3 separate regions of the Mus musculus genome follow, and all the other regions are linked to region 1. A link is a loop called in an ENCODE intact Hi-C map of the cell type or tissue named here. Cell type or tissue: left cerebral cortex. All regions are shown on one strand.

Region 1 (8,000 bases):
TTTGAGCAGCCACTGATCAGTGTCTGAGCAGAGGCTGGGTAGGGACAGGTAGAGAGGCATGGGAGACGGGCAAGCAAGACCCACTGTGTGAATATATGCCTTGTTCTTCTATCCTCTGTAAATTACTACTAGTAAAATATGTTATGTTTATAATTTTTATACATAAAATGATAGTTTATCATCTTATTTTTTGAGCAGGACCCCTAATCACACCCTCTCACAGAGGCTAAAGAAAATTGAGTTCCCACCCTCATAAGTACTGAGGTTGAGCAGGAAGTCAGCCAAAGTCAAGTCTTCCTCCCTTTTCTAAGGACCTTCAGTTTTGTTCAGGTCCTCTTTAATCCCCCACACTTCAAGATCATGTTGGTCTTGAGGTCTCCTCTCCAGTGATAGGCAGCACGCATGCCCGTATCCATGCAGCGAGGACAGAGAGAAACCTTGCTTGGGGCTGTTTCAGCTTCTATTCTGAAGGCTGTGACAAAAATACCCAAAGTTAACAACGTAAGGGAGGAAAAGTTTGTTTTGACTCAGTTTCTGTCCACCAAAACTCAGAACATAAGGTGGGTGGCCATTGTGAAGCCATAGACATGAAGCAGAGACTGACACTACTGTGCCGCCACAGGCAAGAAGCAGAGACGAATATGTAAAAGATCCCAGATAATATACCCAGTCGTCCTGCTTCTGGTGACTTGCACCCTCCATCTGCGGTTTTCTGGAGCTTCCACAAACTCCCCAACACGGTGCCACCAGTGGAGGAGAGTCACATGCTCCAGGACATTAGCCTGTGGTGACAGGAAAACATAACAGAGGTCTCTAAGAAGGACCACAGGGTCAGACAGAGGCTGCACGCTGCGCCAACAGAGGCATCTGAAGCCGGTGCCCCTGGCTCACTTCTCTCACAGAGAAAGCCTGAGCACTGAGGTGAGAGGACCCTGGATTCTTGGCTGATTCAAGCAGCCATTCAGGGCCTGCCATTCTGCATTTGTTTCCACGGTGTCTTCTTTTTCTTGGAGCACAGAGAGAATTTTATTTGCGTGCCCCATGGCATCTCGCTGTTTTCCTTCTGGTGGCTTTCAGGGAAGATGACCATTAGACGTATCCATAAAACACACCACACCCACTGACATGCTGGCTTCCCTTGGCCTACTGTGCATATGTCATATCCACTGCTTGACAGATGCACTCTCAGCAGGCCCGGTGCATCACCAGACCTCACCTTCAGAAGCATGGTGTTCCATCTCAGTGTGTTACAGCGTACTGAAATCCCACTTTGCTGCTCGACATGAGGTGCTACCATCGCTCTTCTTCTCTTCCTTCCTCTGCTATTCCTTCCTTCCTTCCTTCCTTCCTTCCTTCCTTCCTTCCTTCCTCTTCCTTCCTTCCTTCCTTCCTTCCTTCCTTCCTTCCTTCCTTCCTTCCTTCCTTCCTTCCTCTCCTTCCTGATTCTTTCATAACAGAAGGGAGATGGAAGTCAAAGGAAGGAAAGAGACTGAAATTTAGTATCCTGATACTGAATCTGAATACTCCTAAATTTGAATAGTACCTTGGGATTATTCTTCATAGAGAAGAACCTAACACCCAACACCTTCTCCTTTCTGCAGGTGGTACTTCTCCGTCTGAGTGTCTTGGCTTTTCCTCTAGGTCCAATAGGGAGGACTCACAGGCATGTTCCTGGACTACAGAGCTCTGACTTTACATGTCAAGGCTTATATCAGTATCCATGTCTATGTGGGAAGATGGGCTTGCCAGGAAGTATAGCTTAGCGTTCCTGCAAGTGAGAGGAGGTACCAAACCGACTTCAAGCCATACTTCTGCTAGAGTGGTTTGCTGAGAACACTCATCAGCCAGTCTCATCTCTAGTAACCACAGCAGACTTCAAACTCTGTCATTCGGGTGTATGGGGAGTCAGTCAGTCTTCCACACCTGAACTGCATAATTTCATCAGTGCCTGGTGGACAGGCTTTCCTCTGTGTAGCTATTCCTCCTCCGTCTCTCTCGCCAGCAGACCTCCCCATTGTGGTTCCTTCTTGCTGTGACAAAGTCAGGGATTAAAGCTGCCCCCCAGTCCTATTCCAGGAGCAAAGCCTCCCAGAAATGGTGCTCGCCTCCTTGTTGAACGGTGAGAAAGACAAAAGGCAGTTCCAGAGCAAGCATGTTAAAGAACCCTGATTCCAGAGTTGGACCCTTGGACACTCCCTTGACACCCTGGTTCCATAGTTTCTCCCTTGTATGTTACCCAGTTGCTTCTTAGCTTTTATTTCCTGTGTGACTTATTTACTTCATTTATCACTGGGAAAGGGCACGTTTTTGTATTCTCTGAATGTATCCTAAGTACTATGGGAATAGATAACCAGCAAGCATTGACTAGACTCAGCTCTCAACCTTCTGCTATTCAACTCTATGGATTTAAATTACTTTCTAGCTGACGTAAGGAAGCATTCTTTATATCCATCTAGAGAAGTGGCCCATCCTCCCCAAGTGACAGTGTAACCTGGCACTTCTTGTTTACTTTTGGTTTGCTTGACAAACCTCAAGCACTTCTTTTGCTTTTGCAAGTGGTCATGGCCTTGCGTTTATAATGAAAATGAAACACACGTGTTACAACATGAGTCAAAAAGTCAGAGCTGAACATGTTTCTTTGCTTGGCAACATTTTCCTTCACTGCACACACAAGCATATATTTTAAAAATTCACATGATACTGCCATCTGACTCATCAAATATTAATAAAAATAGAAAATTATCTTTTTTCTCAAGAAATATCTTCTTTCTACCACAATTGTAAGGAAGACCATTTGATTATTTCTAAGCTTTCCACACCACTCACGATGTCCCTGCAGAGAGACTTCAGTGTCACCAGCATGGACGATTACTGTCACATGTTACTGTGAGCAAAGGTAAGCAGGTATCTTAAGCTAGATAGTATATCTATTTCCAATGTGATTTACTTTTGCTTGAATCCTTGAGTTGTTGAACTGAAGTTGATAGCAATGTTTCACTGTGGCTGAGGCTTAATGAAGAGAGCGATATGAGGAAAACTATAATTCCTGGCCTTGGGACCTGTATGGAAAATGTGTTAGTCATCTCAGGCTCACTCACAGAAGCCAAATTTGTTATGCTTGTTTCAAATGCATTTTAATTCTGGTTTCTGAGTTGGCCCCAGTGTGGGAGGTTTACGTGTGACCGGAAAGGATGACTAACTGCCTGCTATCAAAATGGCCATCTGTAGTAGAAAACTCAAGGATTTAAGCAAAGAAAGCTGGAAATAGACTACTAGAGAGATGAGTTGTGGGGCTTGTTCTGAGGTCTGCTTACCTTTGCTTGGCAGTAACCTCATGGACAAGGTAAGCAAGGACAGGAGCAGGTTTTCTTCCTACTGTCACGCACTTGTCCTTGGGACCCCATTATGTTGCCTTCTGTCTTCTAAGTCCAAGGCTCCCAGAGGTGGTGTGTCTTTCAGTTGCACTGGGTGCATCTCATCTTCCTGATGGGAACTGCATCACTTTTATAATGGGAATTGAGAAGAGGCACTGCATATTGTACTAGACCATCCCCATACCCAACCTTGGGGGAAATTCCAGCATTCTCAGTGGGAAGGATTGCAACTAAAGGAAATGGGGTCATCTTTTACAATCTTTCAAAAAGATATGGAGCCGCCTCCCTCAACTCCGAAATCCCCTTCAACCTTGAGAAAAAGGGCAGTGGGCAGCCTGGAGCAGAGATGGGAGAGTTGTGGAGAAGCATGCTAGCAATGGGAGGGTTTCCGGAGGCAGCATGCCACTCATCTTGATCACCAATGAAAACAAGTCTGTAGAAGGGAATGTAGAGTCTCTAGGGGGCATGGATTTAAGTACCACTGTAATGGTTAAGCCCCAAGGGGGACTAGCTCTTTTCTTGGGAGATCTAGTACCTACAATTGGAGAAGGCAATGCTATTTCAAGACAGTGAACACTATCATTTTCAGGGACAAAATTCTTATTTAAGAATAGTTAAAACAAACAAACAAACAAACTAGCTGAAATCTATAACTAACTTAGTATCAGAGTATTGAATGTGTCCTTCCAAAAAGATATGTTGAAGCTCTAACCCCAACTCTCCAGGATATGACTGTATTTTGGAACTAATGTCTTTCCAGTGTGATCATTAAGGCAGGCCTTGATCTAGTAGGACTGGTGTACTGTTAAAAGGAGAAATTTGAACACAGGTATGAAAAGTCTCCATGAGCTGAAAGTAGAGATTGAAAGAATGCATCTAGCCAGCCAAGAATTGGCAGAGCTCTCCCCCAAACCACTGGAAGCTTGAAGTGAACCCTAGACTAGGTTCTCTCTGCTTCTTTAATCAACCCCGGGTGGCACCATTACCTCAGACCACAGCCTTCAGAGCAAAGAGACAATGTAGTCTTTTGTAACTATTGCAGAAGTCCCAGACATTAACACAGGTGGTAAAATAAACCAGAGAAATAATTCAACACTGAATGAAGTGTTCCTGGTGAGTTTTCTGTTGTGTGGAATTGTGCACTTGAGGGATGGGTGAGGAAGACCATATCTGAAGTCTTTCTCGAGATCATAATCACGGTGATTGCTTGTCCTAACACAGGACACTGAAAAGGAGCTGGCGAGTACAGGCATCATCAAGTGTGACCACAATATGCAGGACTTCTACCACGCAAGACTCAACTCTGGTTGTGTGCCTCCTATAGGTTTTGTTTGTTTGTTTGTTTGTTTTTCGAGACAGGGTTTCTCTGTGAAGCCCTGGCTGTCCTGTCCTGGAACTCGCTCTGCAGACCAGGCTGGCCTCAAACTCAGAAATCTGCCTGACTCTGCCTCCTGAGTGCTGGGATTAAAGGCGTGCGCCACAACGCCCAGCTCTCCTCCCATAGTTTACCCCCTTCCTTGCCATGCAGCTTGTGTCTTTCTAGAGGTTACACCTGCTTTACAGGTGGCTCGATTTTCTTAGCTGGCTTCCTAGGTCAGAGCAATTTAGGAAAAAGAGAGAAATTAGTGTAATTTTCAGTCTCAAGCTAAGTCTTGATATTATTGCTGCAACCTTAGCCATCAGTTTCCCTGAGGTATGAAAATGTTCACCATCAGGCGAGCGCCACAATTGCCTCCTCAGCCTCATTATCTTTATTTCTTTCGGTTGAGAGTTTCGCTTCTGGTGAGCGGCAGATCATACAGATGGATGACAAATACGGCGCGGCTTGCTCTTAGTGGATCAGTTTTAAGGTAATCTGTTTTCATCACATCGAGAGGTCGGCCAGTCAGTTAACATGAAGAAAATATTAAGGGCAATGTTCTTTCATTTAGGTAAGGCAGGAGATAACTCACGCGTTATTTTTTTTCCTACTTAAACACTAAAGGGAAGCTGTGAATGAAGGTTTGCTGAAGAAGAAATAGGAAGGAAATTGATTTAAAAACAAACAGATGCTGGTGAGATGATCTCCGGGAGACTGGGAATCTGGACCACTTAACTCTCATCTTTTTCACCTTCCAGTGAAGTGCCACCCACTTTTTTTTTTCTCCCATTTCATTTCAGCCTGTCTTCCAATACACCATCTGTCTGCTTCATCTGAAAGAGCTCACAGACAGAGTAGAAAATAGGGTAAGATAAAGGAGGCCAAATTGTGCTAGAGGGATTTAGTGAAGGTCAGCTGTCCCCTGCCCTTTTGCTTTCTCCACTGCTTCAGATTTGGTTTGCACATATAACCGGTGCTCCTGCAGCCGCAGAAACACAGTTCTAGATCCACAGTCACCGCAGTCCTGGGGACACAGACTTCAGTTAGAACCTCCTTCGAACATGACTGGAGTTTCTCACTGCTGCAGAAAGTAGGAAGTTCTGTGCACACAAAGGTGGGAACATGGTGGGCGTGTGAAAGCATCTTGGATGCAGGTGAGGGAGTGGAGCTCACTGACAGCATCCTACAAATGTGGCTGTTCTGAGGTGATGACGGACATCTGTGGGGCTTCTCATTCCTACACAATAACCTTAGGACCTTCTTCAGCTCACCTATTTCTATCGTTATTCACCCACTGTCTCTCTACACAGTCACTCATGGTTTCCCGTCATCTCATCCTGGCAAATTAACCCCTCCTAACCTGGAGGCTTGTTTTTGTGTATTCCCGGTGTGGAAGAATCCACCATGTTTGTTCTTTATCCACGGTGGATCTCACCAGTCGCATTCACCCTCTCCAGATCATCATCTGTCTGTGGATCCAGCCATAAATAAGTAAAGACTCCCTTCGTAAATGTCTGACGCCTGGAGTTATGCCTCTTAGAGCTACATTTACATTTCCAATCAGGACATCACATTGAATATTCATCGCGGGCTTCTCATCAACTATCAATACAGTCTTTTGATGCTCTGCTGGGGACCAGCCCCTGGTTCCTTCCACCCAGCAGTAATTGGGACTTTCATGTTCTCCTTAAATTGCTACACTCACTTTTACAAATTGTATTATTTTTCTTTTATGTGTAACCATTAATTTATGCTGGCTTGATTGCCTTCTCACAAACACCTTTTAAAGATATTACCTATTTACTGGGTTTTGTTATTATTATACTTAACACGTGGGAATAATGCTTTATTATTATTTTTTAAAGTCTCTCTCTCTTATTTTTAAGATGCATTGGCCTTGGAGATGAGGGAACTTCTCTATCTCTCTGATTTATTTGAAATGTCCCGAGTAGAGGAATCTGTAATGATACTGAAATGCACACTGAAGTAAAGATAGAGGGAGACACTTAGCAAACAATGGCAGCGATTACAGAAACAAAGAGAGAGGCAGGGCATGGCATCCCTGCAGGCGGGAAATTAATTGAACAGGGAAAGCTACAGAAGGACAGGTGAGCACTTCCCACTCCCCAGCGGCTGTCAGGTCCACAGCATGGCTTTGCTTCCTGGCTTTAAAGCGAGGCTTGGAAAGTCAGAGAGAAAAGAAGAAAAGGCAAAGGGAAAAGGGAGGGAGGAAGCTTGGGAGGGCACGGAAGAAAAGCCAACCATTAACTCATTTGTTGTTGCTCATTCCTAAGCAAAGTGCCCTGTAACACTTAGGTATCTTTTGAAACCTGCACACGCACTTCCTACCTGCTGTGCTCAATTTCAGAACCAGAGCTGTCATTAACGGAAAATAGCAACCTTTGTTCCCTCCCCAAGGCACAACATACTGTACCAGTTTGTTTTTTCCAAGAAGAAAACAAATCTCTCTCTGTCTCTCTGTCTCTGTCTCTCTGTCTCTCTGTCTCTCTGTCTCTGTCTCTGCCTGTCTCTGTCTCTCTCTCTGTCTCTGTCTCTCTCTCTCTCTCCCCTTTAAAAACTGGTGACCCAGACCCAAGCCACCCAAGCCTCCTAAGTCCTTTCTTTCCTTGTGTGCAGCAGTGAGGGACACACTATTACTGTGGTTCATGAAACAAGATTTTCTTTCCTATATTCTCAAGTCCCCCATGATGACATCAGACCACTTTCTGTAATGGATGGTTTTCATTCCTGATGTGACAGAGGCACCTTTGAAGCTGGATGAAGCAGGCATTTCCTTCAGAGACGGGGAGTCAGCATGGACAATTCTGGAGCCTTAGTTCAGGCATAGAGCCAAGTCTGCAAAGACTAGCCAAGTCTTTAGGCTTTTAAAAACTTGATTGGGATGATACATTTCATTCTGCTTGACTTAGTCTAAATTTTATACAGTCAAAATTTATATACATTTTAAACTTTGAGTAAATTATTATTCTAACAAAAGTATAAAATATGGAAAAATTAATGTATCTGAAAATTTATATCATTTAATATATGACAGGTCAGATTTATGACCAAAAAAATGCACTAGTAGGATATAGAAAGCTGTCTATTTATTGAGTTTATTGAGATGCAGTATTTCAGTTGCAAAATATAAAACTTGGTTCTTTTTGTGGTTGCTCCACAATATGGAGAGGTACTTTCTGGTCTGCTTCAAAGATTAGAACATTATATACTATTGTCTCCTCCCTTAATCTACCTGGTCCTATCAG
Region 2 (8,000 bases), 96 kb after region 1:
TGCTACATGACCCTAGAGTACCGTTGCCTTCCATGTGGGTGATGTTTCATCAGTAGGGAACATTTGCCAGTTGGTGCAGCTAACTGGAAGCTCAGACTGTGCCCAAAAAGCTTGACTACAGTCAATCAACACAGTGATACTTCTCAGGCACCAGGCTTTGCCTTTCGTCTCTCAGTGTATTTCAGAGTTTTCCAAGTTATTACGTACAGACCTTCACAGCAAGTTGGGACATGGAATTAGAATCCTTCCCATTTTAAAGAACTCACAAGTAATGGTTTTCTCAAGAACAAGTTGTCACCAAGTTTCTTCCCATTTCCATTCATTTTGTCTGCCCGTGCTCCTGAGTTGGTTGACCTCTTTGAGATATCTCTGACTCTTCCTTTGTAACTTGGGAACACTGAGGTCCCTTCAACCCTATTCTGCTGTCCCTTCTGCTGCAGCTAAAATGACAATGGACTAACAAGAACCCCCTTTGGAGGAGGAGTTATTCATCTCCACACTGAGTTTCTGGGGGAAAATAAAAGATGATTTCCCCATTAAACAAGTAAAGAAGTATTTGACAAGTACTTCTAGAATAAGGTGTTCTTTAACAGCCAATTTTATTCAATACAGATGACTTTCTTATGTAAATTTTGCTCACCTTTGGAAAAGTCCTTGAAACTCAAATAAAAGAAGTAATAATTGTGACCACATGTGAAAACTGTAGGGGTTTTGTTTTGTTTTGTTTTGCTTTGTTTTCTGGTTAAGGTTTTATTCTGTAGCCCACGCTGGCTTGGAAGTCATGGAAATCCTCCTGTACCTGCCTTTTAAGGGCTGGTATTGATGAGAATGAACCATCATACTTGACAACATCTTTTAATAAAAAGCAGTATTAGTTAGTCCAAGATGCCGTGAATAACCTTTAGGGTAGCCACATTCTTCCTGGTTTTGTATTTCTTACCCTAAGTTCCCCAAATATCTTTCCACTAGGGATCCCAAGAGGCTCATGATTCCGTTTCCTTCCCCTAGAACTGCTCACACAGGATCACACAGAATTGTGTTGACATGAATCAACAGAAGGCGATGTTATTTAAGAGGAAAGAAAACAATTATATATCAAGTATTAGTTCACAGAAATCCTAATTCCTACTGTGTGTGTAGCAGAATTCCTCAACTGTCATTTTTCATTTCTGGACAAATGATCTTCTCCTACTGAGACCTACTGTCACCTCACTGTGTGGTGTTGGCACAACTTCCTGCCATGTGGTCAGTTATTTGCCTTCTGTTAGTAGAGATGCCCCCACAGGGCCCACCCCTGTCCAGCACACATGCTCCTTTCCCACGTGAGCTTGTCCTGGCCCACTCACCTTGCTCTTCAGAGCCTGATTTTTTACGCTGAACTAACTCTTGGTCTGTTGCCCTGAATCCAGTGACCTTTGTATGCACCTGTTCTAGGGGAGTCACTGAAGTAGATGGGACTCTGGGCAAAGTCATAGAAGGGCAGCTTGAAGTACCATACAAAAGGATGCATGTACCCAGGATGTAGACATCTCTGTTGCTGTCTCTGTTGATGCCTCTCTAGTTTCCTTTTTTTTTCAAACTAATAAATTTTCTCCTACTTTGCATTGGACCATAACCAAGATCACATCCACACAGGTTCCTTAGAGAAAAGGCCTCTGTAAATATCAAATCTAGTGGTGAACAAAACATGTTGGAGATGTTGACAGACAAGTATGAGTTCGTGTTCTGAACCAGAACCTAAGACCCAGGGCTAGAATCAGTTACCAATGTGGCTTCTGGGAAGATGCAGGCTTGTTGGGAAATCCAAACAGCAATATTGACCAAAGGTTTAATGCCAGTTATGATATTAAAAGTCAACACAAAGTTCTACTTAGGAACTTATCACAGGCAACTGGACAAGTGAAATTCTGCTGTCTTACGGTTTCTGTTGCTGCAATGAAACGCCAAGAGTGAAAAGCAAGCTGGGAAGGGCAGGGTTTGCTGTGATGCCACTTCCACATTGCTGTTCATCACCAAAGAAAGTCAGGGCAGGCACTCAAGTAGGACAAGATCCTGGAGGCAGGACACTGGAAGCAGGAGATGATGCAGAGGCCACGGAGGGATGCTTGCTCTCCATGGCTTGATCCACCTGCTTCCTTATAGAAACCAAGAAATGGCACCATTCATAATGGACTGGCCTCTCCTCCATCAATCACTAATTAAGAAAATGACTTACAGCTGGACTTTATGGAGGTATTTTCTCAGTTAAGGTTCCTTCCTTTCAGACAGCTCTAGTTTGTATGTCAAGTTGACATAAGACCAGCCAGCAGAGGCTAGTTCCATATTGTACTTCCAAGCAAAAAAATAAAAATAAAAATATAAAAAAATTCTCCCTCTTGAAGCCATTGTCTACGTGGAGTATAAGTGGCTATGCCCACAGGGGAAAAGCCTATACATCCTTAAGGAGTACTTACATTTTGCTTCGGAAAAGAGTTGGAGAGTTAGGTCAAGCTATCTAGTAGAAGTCAGAGGATTCCTGGCATCTCCACATTTTGCCAATACCTAATTTTACTTAACTTACCAGAATTTATCCCTGTACAAATCTTGCTAGCTTGCTTCTTTGGGGGATGATCCTTCCACAGGAATGACAGTGAGCAAATGAGAATCTGTCACAGAGGAGTGTTGTCCTCAGAGGCACTTATGGGAATCCATGGTCAATCCTATAAGGTAGAGCACACCGACGCCATGAAGCAGACAGATGTACTAATCCAGCAGTATTGCAATCCTATTGTGGCACTATCAGTTAACTGCAGCCCCAAAGCCGGGAGCCTATGTTCCTGCTGGATGAGAAGCCTTTGTGGAACTGTGTTCAAGTACCAGTGCAGTCCCCCACAGCCAGGAATGGACTCCAGTCACACAGCAATGCCAAGACACGTCCCCTCAACTCCCCATGAAGTAGTCAGTCCACTCTCCTGTGCTCTGAGTATCCCGTTCAGGTGAACAAGTAAGTGACTGTACTGTGAGGTTTTCCTCACCTTTGGGTCTTCTTGTTCTCTTCATAAATCCTTCCTGAAACCTGAAGCAAATTAGAATCCTGTGGACCTCCTTGTTTTCGACACTGAAGGCACCCCTCGTAGCCAACAGGAGCTCCAGTTTCTATGGCAGAACCAGTGCTCAGCATAGGATTTGCGTGGAAACCTGAGAACTGTGGCTTACTTGACTATGATGTGTCTTTTGTGTCTTTCATGCCTGTTAACGCCTCAGTTCGATTCTGCTCCCTTATTCTGTGAAGTTCGAAACTCCTGAATTTTTTATTCTGTCCTGTGTATGTGGCACCAAACTGAAGATTTCTTGGCCACATTGTAAAACTCTAGTAATTTTTAAAACATCAGAAAAAAGTGAGTGACTGGAGATGGCGTGTAAACAAAGACATCACTTTAGAGGCTCGCCTTTATTTGGTTTCAAACTTAGTGCTGCAGCTGGATTAGACACCGTGGTTAAAGTGACTCTGTGATATATTACTTCCTGAAAGATTTCACCCCATAAAGCCGAGCTGCAATGTTACTGCACACTAAAAACCTCACTTTAGCTTTGATCCATTTTGATCTTTGTGAGTTACCTTAAATATGACAGGTAGGTGACTGTGCTAAGTAGCTTGAAATGACTTTTGATCAAATGTAATAAAATTCTCTGCTGCAGCTTGCTTATCTCATCTCTCCTACCTATCTGGGTGAATTGCCTGTCTTCGGATGTTTCTATGGTGGCATTTTATGCTCTATTAGTACCGGTCTTAGTTGTTTGGGAAGGGCTATTGAGCTTCAACAGGCCCCAGCATGAAGGCTGTATGAGGACAGCCCTCTATTGACTTAGCCCACCCTCCCCTGAAGCCCTCAAAGTGACCCCAAGCCCTCTACATTTCTGTTTTACATAATATTCCTCCGTGTGTGTGTTTGTGTGTGTGTGTGTGTGTGTGTGTGTGTGTGTGTGTGTGGTGTTAGGGACTGAGCCCAGGGCTTTGCTTTGCTTGTGACATGCAAATGTTCTACCATTGACTGTATTCCTGGCCATTGGTGTCTAGGCACAGGGTCTCAGTAAGCCCTGTAAACCTGATTAGAACTTGCTGTCTCCCATGTGTTGGGATTACAGGTCTGTGCCACAATTCGATCTATCAGGTGTTTACTCTGTTTATGTCCCCAGTGCACACACAGGGTGAGAATCCTCATGCTACAATCATGCTAATGACCTGCAGCTTCTTCTGTGTCTTTGTTGAAGACAGTTTCTGGTAAAATGCCCCATTCTGTCAGCTCTGGCCTCATCTTCAATTTTCCCTGTCCATTTAACAAGTATGAGCTGATATTTGTTCTTGGATGAACACATTGCTAAGCCTTGGGGCACAACAGAATGTGAATTGGACAGAGGACGCCTGTGTAGCTTACATCTAAGAAAAGGAGAGCAACAGTGAAGGAACATACAAGAAAGGATCCAGTGAGTGAGCTCAGTAGGTAAAGGCATGACTCAGAAGCTTGGAAATCTGAATTTGATTCCTGAACCTATGTAAATGTAGGAGAGAACAACACCACAGAGTTGTCTTCTAACACACACACACACACACACACACACACACACACACACACACACACAAATAAAAATTAAAAAATAAAAGCCAAATGAGCCATAGCAATGAATATATGTATAATTGAAAACTGGAAAAAATGTTACAACTTATTTTGTGGTGCCTTTGGAAGGGTGCATCTGTGGAGACTGAAGAATGAAAGAATGGAGACAAAACAGAGAAACACATTATTCAGGTTCTCTGTTTACTAGCGTGGTACTAAATCCAATGTGAGCTTGAATAATTTACATGGCCTCTAATTCTTAATTTCTCTAGCGACGAAATAAAGATGATAATGCCATCTACTCTAAAAGCCCTGGGTTTGGACAGATTTATATAAATCACTGAGTGCAATGCAAGTGCTCTGTAAACAGGAGCTGCTAATTATTATTTATTAGGCTGAGGTGTGAAGGCCAGGTGGGGCCAGCCATGCCTAGAGTTGTGAGGGAAAGCATTCCAAGAAGAAAGAGAACAGATCTCTCTTCAAAGCTGCTGGAGCTCCTAGGATCTGTGGAAAGGCCAGTGTCGCTAGGACTGTGCGAGTGAGGGAGAACACACTGGAGGATGGCGTGGGTGGGCACCATATGGTGGCTGCGTGAGCGCCAGCCCAGAGAAGGCAGATGCTGGGTTCCTTCAGAGTTGCTTTCCCCCTAGAGAATGTGAAAAGACAGAGGGCAAAGATGTTGAGAACGTGTGTAAGAGGGTGGTTCTATTGAAAGGCTGTGGAATTCAAGTGAATCAGGACAGGAGAAAAGATGACCCGGACTAACGGAAGGAAGAAACGGGAGAGCCCGAGTGGGCGGCATCCACCCCACAGGAAGGGTGCTTCAGGAAATGGGAGCTTTGGGAAGAAAACAGGGCTTTAGATGTGTTAGATGAGCTTGCCTAAGTGCTGCTGGTGACAAAGGCCAGGGAGTGACTCTGAAATCACATGGGTGAATGGGGTATTGAAGATAATCATAGAAGTGTGCATATATTGGGGGGACTGTCTGTACAGAGTCCTGCTACCAACCAATATGACCGCATTGTCAGGGAAGAGGAGGACGCTCTGGGAACTCAGGCTGGAAGTGACCAAAGGGGCATGAGCAGCGTCGGTTGACGGACAGTCAGGGTTGGGGGAAGCAGTGTTAAGACTAGTGGTGTGAATCTCAGGGGAGGAAGACTAATGGTGTACAAAAGAGAATAGGGTCCCTGTTGTTTGGGGTTTATGAAGGCTTGGCACAGATGGTCTAGACAAAGGGTAGCTTCCTGGATTGCCCAAGTATTTTTTATCATTTATTAAAAATTTTACGCACTATGTTTTGATCATATTCTTTCTCCTCCAACTCCTCCCAGATCCTCCCCAACTCCCTAGCTATACAACTTCATGTCCTCCCTCTCAAACGAAAACAAATCTATCAAAAATGAAAATCAAATCAAAGAAAAAAGAAACTCAGCAACACACACACACACACACACACACACACACACACACACACACACACACACACACACACGGGTGTGTAGACACGCACACCAGAAAAATAAACAAACAAAAAATTTTAAGAGTCTATTTTGTATTACCTAACTACTCCTGGGCTTTATGAAGAATACCTGGAGTGTGGCTGATATCCTCAGTGTCGTTTCACTGGAGAAAGCCGATTTCCCCTTTCTCAGCAAGTATCAGTTGTAAATCACTTCCTGGTAAAGGATGGGATTTTGTGTCCACTTCCCTTTTCAGTCATAACGTTTTTCCTGGTTAGAACCTGTGAGAGTCTTGTGGCTACCGCCACAGTCTCTGTGAGTTCATATGTGCACCAGCCCTGCTGTGCTTGGAAGACACTTTCCTTGCAGTGAGTCATCACCTCTGGCTCTTACAGACTTTCTTCCTCCTCTCCCGCATAGATCCCCGAGCATCGAGGGAAGGGGTTTAATAAAGACTACCCAGTGTCCCAAAGTTCCCCAGTCTCCGTAATTGTCAAGTTGTGGGTCTCACGTTGATTCCCACCGACCGGGAGCTTCTCTGATGACAGCTACGTGACAATTCTGTGGGTAGAAATGTCATTAGGAGTCATTTTGTTGCTATGTTCCTTCAGCAGAATAAGGTTTAGTTCTTATTTTTTCTTTACAAAATATTTCTGATTTTTTTCTACTGGATTTCCCCCCCCCCCCTTCCAAACTTTCCAGTAAATAATTTGTGCCTCTTTTATCTCAAGATCTGTTTTCCTAAAAGCCACTGCGGAGATTCCTATCTCCCCCAAAGGAATGTGGGCCTTGTTGCCTTTGTACTCAGTTGTGGTTGAGACATAATAAGTATGGAATGAGTGAATGAATGAATAAAAATATTTTTCTTTTGCTACCAAATCCTAGAAAAAATAATTATTTATTCACATCAACTAGCTTTATGTATGTTGCATCGAAAGCTCCTTTAGGTGTGAACTTTGGGTACTGCAGAGATATTAGGTGGTGTTGCCTACCTTTTTCTTTTATTAGATTAGATCCTTTATTTTGTAGTTGCATTTAATACAATTTTACTCTATTTTGACTTTAATGGAAATAATTTTTTTTTAGCTTTCAGTCTTGCTAAATGAAAGAAACATTAAAAATTTGAACTATATTATAAACAACCATCAACTTATTAATTCACAGTTTTCCCTTTTTTGTTTTGTTTTGGGTATTCAGAAATCTCATGTTATTTCATCATTGACCCAGTCATATATTTGAATTTATAATAGCATGCTTTATCTCGGTAAGAAAAAGCTGAAAACAGCCAAGTTCATCTCTGTTTTGAGGGCAGAAGAGTGTGTTCATGGCTATGTGGAATGAAGAGTTTAATGGCTTTATGATCAATATAGGCATGTTAATTTTTCTTTGATGATGGTAATATATATATATATATATATATATATATATATATATATATATATATATATTCTCTTTTCTGGGGAGTAAATGAAAGATTACTTAAAAGTTCCTTTCCTAAAGTATCATTTCAGGGCAGTAAGATGCCTCGCCGAGGGAGGGTGTTGCAGTCACAGGGCAGTAAGATGCCTCGCCGAGGGAGGGTGTGGCAGCCACGTCTGCTGACCTCGGATCAATCCTCAGAACCACAGAGTTCATCAAGAGAACAGTTCCACAGTGTTTGCTGAACTTCAAATTAGGTAAAAATTTCAGTATCTACAAGAATTGAGAGGGAATGCTGTCAGCGTCTGGAAGCTGATCATGGGATGGATCCCTGCATATGGCAATCACTAGATGGTCCATCCTTTCGTCACAACTCCAAATTTTGTCTCTGTAACTCCCTTTTTTGCTGAAAGGACCCAGATATAGCTGTCTCTTGTGAGACTATGCCGGGGCCTAGCAAACACAGAAGTGGATGCTCACAGTCAGCTATTGGATGGATCACAGGGCCCCCAATGGAGGAGCTAGA
Region 3 (8,000 bases), 130 kb after region 1:
TTAATACTGAGTATTCAGCTTTGAGAAATGTATTTTAAGGAATAATCAATCATATGTCTTCTCAATTTTTATGAGCAAACTCTGTCCCCTTGAGTGGAAGACTTAGCATTTAGCAGGCCATAGTCTGTAGCATAGCACACAGTAGCAATAACCACAGGTGGATGGGCACATAGGGAAAGGGGCAAATGCCTCACATAGCCTCACAAGGTAGAGGGGCAAGGCAATATTTTCTCAGTCTGTTCTACAAAAGCAGAACCCTCATGACCGACTCCTCAGACATTCTTACTTTATAATATCAGTACCTTGAGGGTTAGCTCTTAAGACATGGCTTTTGAGAGACATTATCAATGACATCATAGTAATCATCCCCACCCTGAAGAGTGACAACCTTGGGCCATAAACCGATACTCCTTTCCATACACTTAATCATCTGTAAGTACAGCCCATACTGTCGCTCAAGAGTTGCCACATTGGTTATTCACACATTATGGCCTCTTCTTTGGTCTTCATAAAAGCCCTCCCTCCCCCGCTCAAAGAGTCACAATTTATTTATTGTTCTTTCTTGAAATAAGTACAGTGGTTAAAATAACCTATGCAATTTTGTTCCCAAGAAGGAATCACTTGACAGTTAACAATCTTTCCAGTGTTCTTTCCCAGTGATTCCCATGTTTATTATATTACTTGACATTTGTCAGTGACTGTAAGGGTAGATTAGTGTTAGCTCTAACTCTTAGAAAAGAGAGGTCTATACCTGGTAATCAAGAGTCTGGGCCATCATCAGCATAGAGAAGGGCTAGAAGACCTTGAATCTCACCTACCTCTGTCCAAATCTATAGTTCTTTAAACAAAAACTTAGAAAACCATTTGTTATACCTAGTCCTTCCTAAGGCCTAAGCTGTACCTGTTTGCTTTAATGACAGATATACTTAGACAAAGAAATGAACACACAGCATTGGCTTTTGCAAATTCCCAATTTTTATTGAGAGCCCAAGTTCCAGATGCCAGATGGGAGGTTAGATCCATTATTACATTTACTCTTTTTTTTTTTTTTTCTCAAGAAGGGCAGTCATTTTCTTTTCTTTTCTAAGTTCCTACTCGAAGTTGTCAAAACAAAATGAAGAAACAAAGAAACCACCAAGAACACGAATGTGGTGGTTTGAATGAGAACAGCTTCTATAGGCTCATGTGTTTGAAGACTTGGTCCCCATTTGGTGGAACTATTTGGTGAGGACTAGGAGCTGTGGCCTCGTTGGAGGAGGTATGTCACTGGCAGCTGGACTTGAGGTTTCAGAAGCTCACACCAGTCCTGCTGTCTCTTCTTCTGCCGCGTGACTCTATTTCAGGTGGTGAGCTCTCAGCCACTGCTCAGTGCCCAGCCTGGCTACCCGGTGCCAGGTTTCCTGCCATAATCACCATGCTTTGGAAACTGTAAGCCCCAAATAAGCTCTTTCTTCTTGGAAAGACAAAGTTGCCTTGGTTCATGGTGTCTTATCACAGCAATAGAAAAGTAACTAAGCCTATTCAAGGAGGGCTGTGCATGACTAAAAAGTGTCTGTCTTCACTCCTGGCTATTGTTTGCTGTTTTTATAGTATTATATTGCTGCTTATCCCAAGTTTTTAGAACATAAATATTTAGATATATGTTTTTAGCCCTTTTAATTATAGCGCATCGGCGACAGGTTTGCCTGCGCTTCATCAAGGGGAGCAAAGGCTGTATTTACCTGGCTCCTTGCTGCTGTATTTTCTCCCTCTGCTTGTTTATTCTGTTAGAGCATGACTCTCATGTGGTCTGAAGGTATGGGTACTCCATCTCCTCATCACTGCTCCTCTGCTTGGCTACAAAACCACGACAGAACACATGAGCAGAAGAAAATGCCATCCTGTCGTTTCTTGGCTTTCCTTGCAACTGCTCATCTGGCGTGTTAATGAAAGAAGGTGAGAAGGTGAAAAGAAAAGAAAAGAAAAGAAAAGAAAGGGAGGGGAGGGGAGGGGAGAGAGGAGAGGGAGAGGGAGAGGGAGAGGGAGAGGGAGGAGAGGGAGAGGGAGGAGAGGGAGAGGGAGAGGAGAGGAGAGGAGAGGAGAGGAGAGGAGAGGAGAGGAGAGGAGAGGAGAGGAGAGGAGAGGAGAGGAGAGGAGAGGAGAGGAAAAAGGAAAGGAAAGGAAAGGAAAGGAAAGGAAAGGAAAGGAAAGGAAAGGAAAGGAAAGGAAAGGAAAGGAAAGGAAAGGAAAGGAAAGGAAATCCCTAACTAGCACACATTTAGTTGTATGGAAAGATGATAGTCTCTGCATCTAACAGAGTATCCTGAGATCAAGGGGGTCCTCATCCTTCCTTCTCCACTCCTTCCTTTTCTTCCTGACTCATCCTGACAACCAGCTTCTCCACTTGAAGGCAGTCTCAGGACGTTTACTTTCTGATGGTGGCATGACAGAGAGCCTCCAGTTTCTTCAGCAGCAGCTCGTGGTTCTGAGATGCACACAGAAGCGATGTGGGTGGTTCTTTAGGCTGCTACATCGCTGGTGGAACATATCACAAGCAGCCATTTCAGACCTCACACTGCAGCTGCCAGAACCTGGGCTGCAGGGCTTGCAGGCCACCAAGCAAGGCAGAGCCACTGCAATACAAAATGCCTTAACACTTCTTAGGAGAGACAGCAACAGCTGGTGGAATTCTAAAGCTACTCTCTGAATTAGAATGAAATCGTGTAGCCAGATCAGTCCCTAAATATCTTTAATTACCCAGCATTCTAGCCCTGTGGAATGATCATCCCTGCACATGCTAAATTGACATGGGGCCCAAACTTGGGCCCCAAACTCTAAAAAAGAGTGACGTTTTTTTTTTTTTTTTTTTTTTTTTTTTTTTTTTTTTGCTTTGCCAGTTCCTGAATAAAGGAACCACTGTCCATCACCCTGAAAGTGGGGGTTGGGTCTGATGAACCACGGCAAGTTAAAGGAGCAACCTCAATGTGCAACCTCTTTGGGACCCAACGGCTGTCTCAGAGCGAGCCATTGCTTCTTTAATGTTCTGTGTCTAGTGTAACTAGGAGCACATTGACTGTTGCAAATTGAGATCTTTCTTTGAAGTTTAAATATGCCACTTTAACTGTGTTCTCATCTTCTACATCCCACTGAATGAATAACCCAAATTACACAGAACAGCAGCAAATTGGCTCATCACAGCCCTGTTATAATTTTAAAAGAATAAAGATCTGAAAAACCAGAGAGTCTGAAGGAACTAGTGACGCCTGCTAAAGAGTTGACAGGTCTTTCCTCAGAAGGACGTGGATTCGAAATTCACCCTTGGTTTGTAGAGATCAAGAGTCATTTACATTTTGTGTCATGTTTCCATGTATCCTTAGTATAGTATTCCTATTAGGGATACTGACAGCTCTGCCTTTGCCATCCCTGATGTCTCCTCCGGGAGCACAAGATACACCCAGCGGCATGTGGGCTGTAGATCATTTCCTCCCATATAAAAGTGATCTTTGCAAACTGAAGTCCAAGGCATCAGAGAATACCTGGCTTTTCCACGGTTAGCTGCCTGCCTCTCTTTTAGCTCCCCAACTCAGAAGGAAACATACAGCAGCTCATTGCCTGGCTGATGAGCTTGGGGCAGACAGAACTTGAAAAACATGTATGCATACCCCCAGGAAGGGCACTTTCCAAACAGCATAATTCTCTCTGTTTTAACAGAGTACCCCTTTGTGTTAATAAAACACCAGGTCACAAGTCAAAGTTTGATTCCATTATTGAGGGTTATCTTTGAACTCTGAATACTGCTGGTACAATTTTCCAGATGTCAGACTCTAGGCCTCCCATTCAAGTTAACAGAAGGATAACTAGCTAAATAGTAATAGCTTCTGTAATCTCTCTCTGGTTAGATTAATACTGATAGTTTCAATCCACATACCACTTCAGCCAGTCAACCAACAGACTCCCAGCATTTAAGATAGATAGATGATAGATAGATAGATAGATAGATAGATAGATATGGTGTTAGTGTTTCATAGGATTCAGTGAAAAAGTACACCATCGATCAGAGATTTGGGATGATTTTGAGACACGAATAAGCATCAACATCTTTATAAGGAAACTGAGTTCCATCTTAGAAGAAGTAAAAGCTGGTGTTGATAAAAGACTTATGTAGAGTACCTCCCACAGGTTGCAAATGACTAAATGACTTCTTCCTCCAGATATGATATGGGCCACCAAGACGGTGGATCAATATGAGGAAGAAGGTCCTTTACATACTACCAGGGTCTGTCTGTGTTTAACACCTGAATGACGCTGAACAACAGTGCTGAGCCACCTGGGTGGCTAAATAGCACCAACACCCACACGAAAGCTTGCCCGGCTCCCTGACCTGACCACGCAGAGCAAGAACTGCCAGCTTCCTGGCTAGCAGGTAGTGCTGAGACTTCTCTAGAGTCTGGGAGGTCCCAAGAAAAGCAATGTCTGCCCCCCCCCCCCAAATGTTTGCTTCTGCTAGGAATCTGAGGTGAGGCTAAAATAGCAACTTCGACCTCTGAAAGAAAGGGGCAGACGACGACGAAGCCTCTTTCTCCTGTAAATCTTTAGAAAGAGCTGCCTTTATGCTGGAGATGTGTGGAAGGAGGCAAAGCAGAGCCTGTGCCTAGGCAGCAGGTTTAAGGCTCAAATGGTATCCCACATCCACCCAATCATCTCTCCTAAGCATTTCTCCCTCTACGATTGGTCTGTCAGATCTTTGTTTATATTTACCTACAACTTGATTGCTTCAGCTGTGGACTCTGTCTCAAAAGGCCATCTCCTCACATGGAAATGGAAACTACTCTCTCTAGTGGAAAACAGTCTCAGAGATATTCCGACAGCTAGCGCTCTGCTGGAAGCCTTTCTTCAGCTCGACCTGTAGGTAGGAAGCTTTCAGGCTTTCCTTCTCAGAGCAGTCTCTCCTCCCCGAATTCTGCAGCTTCCTCTACCCTCTATGTTGCTTCTTCCTTTAGGCTCACCCTCTGGGATCCTTGTCACCAGATTCAAAATAGGGGCCAGATACACTGAGCGTTTGGCTCTGGGTGGGGGGTAGGACGTCAGGGAGAATTGGTAAAAAGAGGCCTTGTAGGAAGCTGTTTGGGCTAGACGTCCTCGACTCTGAGCAAGGCTTAAAACGAATGCCAAGCTGCTACCTTGAGGGCCTAGGAACCTAACGTTGTGCCTACAGCTGGGCCCCTGGACCTGACTTGATGTGGCTCTGTCAGGTGGAAACCTTACGACTCGACTGGACCCAACTCTCCAGGGAGAACGAGGTCTAAAACGCAATTCAGCTGTAGCCACAACCGCCTGGTCCCCGGGGCCCGGGCGGAGAATGGCCCCCTCGGCTGAAGCTGCGGGCTGACGCTCGTGTATAGGGTTGCAATTCGCCGTGATAAATGTAAAGACCAATTAAGGTTTGATCCGTGCACACAAGAGGCAGACGGCGGAGTGGAACCAATTAACGAGCATGTCCCCTAATTCCTGCGGCGGCGGCCGGGCGCACCGCCGGTCCCCAGGCTCCCGCCCAACAAGAGCCCCCGCCCGCCGCGGATGCATCTCCCCGCGAGCAGGAGGTGCGGGGAGCGCCAGGGCTGGGGAGGGGGCGCCGGGCGCCCACAGAGCCGAGCTCGTGCGGCCACGGCTGGAGGCTGGGCGCGCCCGGGTGGTCGCGCGGGCCAGCGCGGGAGGCGCCCAGGCGACGCCGTCCGCCCCGAGGGCGGAGGGCTGGTGGCCGCGGCCAGGTAGCTGAGGACTGGAGGCGGCGCAGAGGGGAGGGTCGGGCGGAGACCTCACTTGGCCGGCCTTCCTGCCGCCCTGTTTCCGGATCCCGACCGCCCGGCGCGTGACCTCCAGTGAGGTCCTGGCAATGAGCAGCGCTGGTGATTAACGGCCCCGAGGTCGCGGGCAGTGAGGCACGCGTCCCCTTTGGCCACGCCAGGGTGGGAGGGCGCCAGGGAGCAGAGCAGGGTGAGGCCGCGGGGTCGTTGGTGGCAAAGAGTGAGGATGACACAGTGGGCGCCGAGCGCCAGGGCCGTCCCTCCTAGCCCCCGGGCCAGCGCCGCGGCGGGTACCGCGCAGCAAAGTTTGGAGCCGCGGGCGCCGCGCGCCGGTCCCTCCCCGCGCAGATCCCTTGGCGGAGTCTCTGCTGCCGCCGCTGCCAGGGCAGGACAAAGGCTCATTAACACGTGATGGGACCACGCTTCATAAATGGGACTGGAGCGAGAGCGAGCCAGAGACAGCGCGCGAGCTGAGGGAGAGGCAGGGACCTCAAGCAGGGCGCGGCGACGGGCGCTCGGGGTGGCCCAAGCGGGCGGCCCCAGGCCGGCCAGCGCGGTCAGTGGGACGCCGGGGAGAGCCGGAGAACGAAGCGGGCCTGTCCGAGCCCAGGGGAGCCAGTCCCAGGGGCCGTGGCGCACGGGTGCTAGAGGCCGGGGACGCGGGCGCGCAGACCGACTGACTTACTGACCGATCGCCGCGGGCACGCCCCGCTCCACCCCGCCCCACCGCGCCCCGCGCCGCCTCCCCTGCTCGCTCGCTGCCTCTACCTTCTCCACTTCTTTTCCGCCTCCGCCTCCTTCTGGCTCCCCTGGCGCCAGAGCCTCCCCCTGGCTCAGGCGGGAGCCTGGGCTGTCTGCAGAGCTCTCATAGAGTCTGGGGGCAAATTTCCTTGTAGCAGAGAGCCAGCCCCTTGGCTGGGCGACAGGTGCCGAGGGAGCTTCTGGCCCGTGGACCGGGGGATGCGAAGGGTAAGACCTGGCACAGTGGCGTTTGGGAATAGCTTTTCCGCCTCCCGCCCCCTCGGTACTGGCCAGTGGTCCCCTGGTGTCCTACGCGGAGTTCTTGCTCCGTGTTCCAGGAGAGCAAATCGTGCTAATATGGTGTTTACTTAGCTGTATAGTCCCAGCTTGTTACCTGTGGTCTAAGCTACTTCTGGAGGCTTCTACCATTTACAATTTACTGGATATGCACCTAGCTCTGCATACACTGATGTCTGTTTGTAGAAAATGTGTAATTGTGCATGTTTGGAAAACAGGCACTTGAGTTGATGCTTGACGTCTTTTAGCCTTATCAGAAACTAAGTCTTCCAGAGTCTCTGCACCACATGTAGAAAACGACTCAATTAAATACTAAATGTCATGTAAAGAAATCTATGTTAAATAAGGAACTTCTGATACAGAGCGATAGCTACAGCAGCCATCTCTGTTTAAGGAAAAACTAATATATATAGTATTGATACCTGTGATTGACTGTTATAGGAACATGAAACTAAGAGCTGGCACCAGACGAATGAAGTTGATGCTTTATTTTAAAAGGATGTTTCTTGGTTAAGGCTTACAAGTCACAAATGGAGCATTTCCTGAATGCAAATGTTTGCTATGATAGATGTGAGAAACTGTTGTTTGGTCATTTCAAAGTTTAAAGCAACATGCGTGTTTTTAATTGTAGTACATGGTTTATCTCTCAAAGGTTTCAAAGAGGTGAGAAAAAAATTTAATAACCTATCTATGAAAAAACCTATTTCCTATCTTTTAAATTTTTCTTCCAAATAGGAGCTACTAGCTCTTCCTGCCTTTGTTTATTTCTTGGCATATTAAATCTCCTTGGACATTTAATCTAATAAGAGATTAGAGCAGATTTACTGGTTTTAAGGATGTTGAAAGATACCTCTCTGGGTCCCATAACTTCTCGTTTTTATTGCCAACTTAATTCCTTTGAACAATGGGGAGATGCACATGCTCAGAGGAGACTCCGCGGGTACTGATTATCTGTGGGGTCACTCCTGACATCAGTCTGTTTGGCAGAAAATTGAGAAACTAGGAGTAGCCGACCTCCAAGGTTCCCATAGGACTGACTGATTTAAAGTGCTGGTCTTCTAATCCCAGCTTTTGACAATTTGAAAGGGAGATAGATCTGCTGATCGATTTTTCTCTGCCTCCCCTCCCTCCACGCCCCACCTTCTCTAACTCAGTTACAAGCAATTTTATCCAAAGGAA

The links. Hi-C counts contacts between places; a loop is a spot of excess contacts. Peaks named below come from ENCODE experiments on the same cell type or tissue, not always from the same donor. Only the 100,000 strongest peaks of a DNase experiment are listed, where the experiment ranks them.
Region 2: a loop joins it to region 1, with 5 times the contacts of the local background. A loop is called at or near these places in 2 of 42 quality-filtered maps.
Region 3: it touches region 1 in a loop (2.8-fold over the local background); 2 of 42 quality-filtered maps call a loop at or near these places.

The regions. Positions count from the first base shown.
Region 1 is chr4:33,792,499-33,800,498 of GRCm38, forward strand. All of the region lies in intron 3 of Gm33059 (a long non-coding RNA gene), which reads left to right. Gm33008 (a long non-coding RNA gene) reads left to right here and starts at 6,493. Exons shown (of 2, transcript XR_390458.2): 1 at 6,493-6,842. In left cerebral cortex, no CTCF peak of the experiment used is centred here; DNase peaks (open chromatin) are centred at 3,169, 5,567, 5,763 and 7,540; H3K4me3 peaks cover 220 bases.
Region 2 is chr4:33,888,880-33,896,879 of GRCm38, forward strand. Gm33105 (a long non-coding RNA gene) reads right to left here. Exons shown (of 5, transcript XR_390460.2): 4 at 6,185-6,616; 5 at 4,649-5,241. Among named protein-coding and RNA genes, the nearest start is that of Gm33105, 11 kb to the right of the region's middle. In left cerebral cortex, no CTCF peak of the experiment used is centred here; DNase peaks (open chromatin) are centred at 4,439, 5,180 and 6,400; H3K27ac peaks cover 1,061 bases.
Region 3 is chr4:33,918,407-33,926,406 of GRCm38, forward strand. It overlaps Cnr1 (cannabinoid receptor 1 (brain)), which reads left to right and starts at 6,238. Exons shown (of 2, transcript NM_007726.5): 1 at 6,238-6,752. In left cerebral cortex, a CTCF peak has its summit at 4,844; DNase peaks (open chromatin) are centred at 2,495, 3,221, 4,998, 5,366 and 3 more places; H3K4me3 peaks cover 3,159 bases; H3K27ac peaks cover 4,462 bases.